Linked DNA regions of Homo sapiens: region 1 is linked to region 2. Evidence: chromatin loops called from intact Hi-C (ENCODE). Cell type or tissue: endothelial cell of umbilical vein. All regions are shown on one strand.

What was found. A loop is a pair of places that touch in the nucleus more often than their neighbours do. Peaks named below come from ENCODE experiments on the same cell type or tissue, not always from the same donor. Only the 100,000 strongest peaks of a DNase experiment are listed, where the experiment ranks them.
Region 1: a loop joins it to region 2, with 5 times the contacts of the local background. A loop is called at or near these places in 44 of 110 quality-filtered maps.

The regions. Positions count from the first base shown.
Region 1 is chr9:128,557,167-128,559,666 of GRCh38, reverse strand. The region is part of intron 1 of SPTAN1 (spectrin alpha, non-erythrocytic 1); the gene reads right to left. Among named protein-coding and RNA genes, the nearest start is that of SPTAN1, 5.8 kb to the right of the region's middle. RefSeq lists an enhancer at 731-790. In endothelial cell of umbilical vein, no CTCF peak of the experiment used is centred here; DNase peaks (open chromatin) are centred at 556 and 1,036; H3K27ac peaks cover 1,736 bases.
Region 2 is chr9:128,494,993-128,497,492 of GRCh38, reverse strand. It overlaps ODF2 (outer dense fiber of sperm tails 2), which reads right to left. Exons shown (of 21, transcript NM_001351578.2): 18 at 1,352-1,452. Among named protein-coding and RNA genes, the nearest start is that of GLE1, 8.5 kb to the left of the region's middle. RefSeq lists enhancers at 1,369-1,663, 2,207-2,500. In endothelial cell of umbilical vein, a CTCF peak has its summit at 1,457; no DNase peak of the experiment used is centred here; H3K27ac peaks cover 856 bases.

The sequences.
Region 1 (2,500 bases), 62 kb before region 2:
GTTCTCAACCCTCAGGAAACAGTTAAGATGGAAAAACATTGAGAAATTATGCATCTAATTTGTTTGCTTCCAAAATTTTCTTGTAAAGAAATTTTCCAAGGAAGGCATAGTTACACATGGAACAATAACGACACTGCACACGAGCTCCTGAAAGAGATGGCAGTCTCCAGGATTCGAGTGTATGGTGCTGTTCTGCCTCCTATCACAGGAGTCACTGCATTTCTAAAATCCTTTACCTGCTACAGAAATTAAATCACATTTGGGAACAGCCCTTTATGATAAGAAAATCTCCATCATAATATCGCAAAGGTTCCATCTGAGCAAGTCCCCCTGCTTGGGCCCAGCTTGCTGATTTGATCCTGCCAATCCAGAGAGACAGTTCAGCAAGGCCCTGCTGAAATTAACCAACCTAAAAGGCCCTCTTTGTCACCCCAGTGAAGTAGAACGAGTCAATTCTATACCAAGTGCTTTGGTCAGGCAATAATGGACTTTTCTTTCCTGCAGTAGATCAGCTGACGTCAGTAGGTGGGAGGTCTGCCAAGCCACAACAGGCTGTCTCTGGGGAGCTGGGTATCTGAAAGTCACCAATGTGCTCCCACTGCAGTCAGCATTCAGAATTTTCATTTGTGCAATTACAGGAGACACCAAAAAACATTATGGGTTAGTGAGAGTTTCCCCCCTCTTAACCTGACAGGGAGCTGTCTCTTGTTTATCTACACGAGTTCCAGTTTCTTTTTGCTCCTAAAAGGGTCATTTCTGCAGACTACATTAAACACAGGAAAATTCTCATAAATATCATTAAGAATTCCTGCCATCCAAAGGTGCTACAGCCTCTCACCCGAAACTGTCAGTTACTGAAATGTCAGCTCAGCTCGGCCTGGGCGTGCCACATTCCTTCCACAACCGAGGCTGCATGCTGCAAGCACCCCACCCCTTCCCTGGCATATGCAGCAGACTGATAAGGCCGACTTCACAGAGAACGTTCCAGGCTGTTCCCAGCCATATGGGATTAACGCCTTTTGAGAGCACCAGAAAGGAAAAATCTGGGAAACGTGCCATTAAAAAACAAACTCCAATCTTACCAGCCTATCTATCAGTTCCACTAACTGCCTAAAAACCACAACAGAGACGACTTCCTAGGAATGCAATCAACTGACTGCTTATCTCAAAGGAGCCAACTGTCTCTGATTTTGCCAATCAAGTCTGTTCACATAGAGACTGAAGGAGGGGAAATGAAGTGCTAAGTATATTCTCTATATGTTTAAGGACAACTTCCCATTTAAGGTAACTTAAAAAAAAAGGTATATATTTGCAAAATATTATTAGAGGAGACTGAAGACGTAGGCTATTTATAAATGCTGCAACGCAGCAGTCAAACGTTAGCTGCATCATTCAGCAAGTAATGCGAATCTCAGGGGGATAAAGCAGGAATTACAACTATGTCCTCTATTGTAATAAATAAAATGAATAAAATGAACTTGTCAGCATTCTTACAATACTACCAGATCTCGGAAGAAGAGTGGGGTCTGAATATATGAATCTTGGCTAGAAATTTCTAATATACAGCTGGGCGCGGTGGCTCACGCCTGTAATCCCAGCACTTTGGGAGGCTGAGGCAGATGGATCACGAGGTCAGGAGATTGAGACCATCCTGGCTAACACGGTGAAACCCCGTCTCTACTAAAAATACAAAAAATTAGCCGGGCGTGGTGGCGGGCACCTGTAGTCCCAGCTATTCGGGAGGCTGAGGCAGGAGAATGGCGTGAACCTGGGAGGCGGAGCTTGCAGTGAGCCGAGATCGCGCCACTGCACTCCAGCCTGGGCGACAGAGCGAGACTCCGTCTCAAAAAAAAAAAAAAAAAAAAAAGAAATTTCTAATTTAATCCAAAGATACAGCATGCTTCAGAATGATCCAGGATATCAAACACAAACTTATACACAGTATCAACTGAAAATGGATTCCTACAAAATAGATTAGACATGAATATCTTTGTCTTATTGATGAACGCCAAGAGACAGCTGTTTGAGGCAGTTCTTGGTATTTGGGGAATTTTCATTCCCCAAATAAAAATTTGGGGGTATTTGGGGGCATAAAATTTGGGAGTATAAAAATAAAAAAAATTGGGGGGTATTTATGGGATATATAGCTCTATCTTCTTGTACAGGCAGAGGCAGTGGGTGGGAATCCCACTGCGTTAAGCAACACAAAAGACTGCAGATACAAACATTTTCGAACCAAAGGTCAAATGCTCTGGACTCTGTAAACCTGGCACCTGCAGTGAGTGCAGTCAGTTTCTCTATGGAATCCCAAAAGAGAGAAAAAAATTATAGTGAAGCTGAAAGGAGTCTCTATTAAAAACAAAGCATTGGGATTGCCATTCTTTCAGCAAGTTGAATGCACTGGATGTAAGAGACATTTGGAATACTACAAAATGAATTCTGATTCTCAGGCAGGACACCACTAGACATACAGTTTTGCAAGAAAGGGATTTTTAGGGAC
Region 2 (2,500 bases):
TTATACATATATATATATATATATATATATATATATATATATATATTTTTTTTTTTTTTTTTTTTTTTTAGTAGAGACGGGATTTCACCGTGTTAGCCAGGATGGCCTCGATCTCCTGACCTCGTGATCCGCCCGCCTCGGCCTCCCAAAACGCTGGGATTACAGGCGTGAGACACCACGCCCGGCCTCTTGCCTACCTCTTAGAGATGCTCACAGAAGCTCTCGAGGAAGACAGTCACGGGTCTAAGTCATGCTTTGCCAGGTACCAACAGTGTGATGCTGGGAAAGTCACTTAACTCCTCCCCAAGCTCAGTTTCCTCATATTTAAAACTGGGATAATACCAGCTAACTAATAACATGTTCTAAGCTATACTGAGCGCTTCTCTATGCCAGGTAACATGCTAGGACCTTTACCAGGATTATATCATTGAAGACTCACACCACCACCATGAAAAGATTATTATCAGCCAGGTGTGGTGGCTCCCGCCTGTACTCCCAGCACTCTAGGAGGCCTAGGTGGGTGGATCACTTGAACCCAGGAGTTCAGGACCAGCCTGGGCAACACGGCGAAACCCCATCTCTACAAAAAATACAAAAATTAGCCAGGCATGGTGGCATACGCCTGTAGTCCCAGCTACTTGGGAGGCTGTGGCAGGAGAATTGCTTGAGCCCAGGAGGTCGAGGTTGCAGTGAGCTGAGATTGCACCACTGCACTCCAGCCTGGGTGACAGAGTGACATGATAGATAGATGATAGATAGATAGATAGATAGATAGATAAACTCTACCTTGACCCTTTCCTCAAAAGGAGGAAATTGAGCTTCAAAGGAATTAAATGATTTGCTCAAGATCACAATGCTGGTAAGTGGCAGAGCTGGGCCCCAAGGCCAGGGCTTCTGATTCCCAAAGCCGTACCCTTCACCTCTGACTGCCTCCAACAATCCGTAAATAACAGAGAACGGTCAGATCAGAAAGGTCTTGGGAAGGGTGACTGGCAAGAAAGGGCAGAAAAGAGTGGGGAAGTGCCCCCACCACAGTATACTGGCTGCTCCATTCAAACTGGGCCCTCCTGGCAGGCCTGGACCAGGCATGCCTTTTGGGACAGGTGGTGCCTACAGGTGGGCAGATCCTGATCATGCTGTCATGGAGTGTCTCCCCAGGCTGAGAGGCCCCCTTGCTCTCTCCCACAATGCTTACCACTGAAATGGAAGCAGCTTTTCCTCTGAGGTCTGCCTAGTACCTTCCAGGGCCTCGAGTCCCTCAACACTTCCGCACACTAAGCAAAAAACAGCTAAGTGGCTGAAAGTCTCAGGTCCTAGGAAGAGGACAGAGATGGGACCAAGTGCCTCTAACCTCTCCAGTTCATCCACCTTCAGACTCAGCTGTTTATTTTCCTTCTGGGAAGCCTGATGTTTCTCTCTCGCCATCTCCAGCTTGTCCCCCTGGTGTTCGATCTAAAATGACAGGAACACAGACTGGTTTACAAAGGAATTTCCCGCTAGAGCCCTCCCCTTTCCCTATGACCTGTTGTCCACACCCAGGAAAGGGGCACAGTGCCCTCAGCAGGTGTCCAAGTCTCAACGCACAACCTAGAGGAGAAAGGACAGCAGGGACAGGTTAGGCCCAACTCCAAAGACAAAAGGCTCTCCCCACACTGGGAGAAACCAGGTTTGATGCTAAAGAATGACAAAGATGCTTTCTCGATCAGGGGAGGCCACTCAGAGAGACCCAGCTAGGATCCAGGACAGACATGAGAAGGCAGAAACAGCTGGCAGGGCTAACTGGCCCATACAAACCAACCACAGAGCTTTACCTGTTATGTTGCTGGTACTATTGATCTCAACCTCCTCTTAACTGGGGACAAGTGCAGGCAAGACAACAGGAAATCTGTCAATCCTTTTGAGTTGGCAAGTTTGAGAATTTACCCAGAGGGCTGTTTTATGCAGAAGCCTCAGCTATCAAGGCTCAAAGTCCCTGAGAATGCTCAGGTTCAACGGAGAAGGCAGGCAATGTAAGGTTACAGTACTGAGAATGTGGGCTTGGGAACCAGACAGAGCTGGCTGGGTTCCAATCCCTGCTTACTAGGTACTAGCTCTGTGATGGTGGGGAATTACTTCTCCTCTCTATGCCTTGGGCTGCTTTCTGTAAAATGGGGAAAATAACACATGCACCTCACAGAGTTCCTGATGGAATTAAATGAGAGAATGCAGGAACACAGAAGAGGTGCTCAAAAAATGGTAGCCCCTTTTCTAATTATCACAAGTACACACGTCAAGAGTGGGAAAGGGGCCTTGCCCAAGGTCACGCTGCAAATGAGTGGTATATAATTTCTTGGACACTGCAGGCCGTAGGCATGGTTCCAGTAACCCAGAGACAGACTGCTTCTGGGAGAAAGGGATGCTTGCTTCTTTCAGGACAGAATCTCAGGCAGTGCATCTGTTAAAGAGTCAGGAGAAGCAGCTAAAGCAAGAGAAAAAAAGAAATTCTACGGCTCGGTGTCTG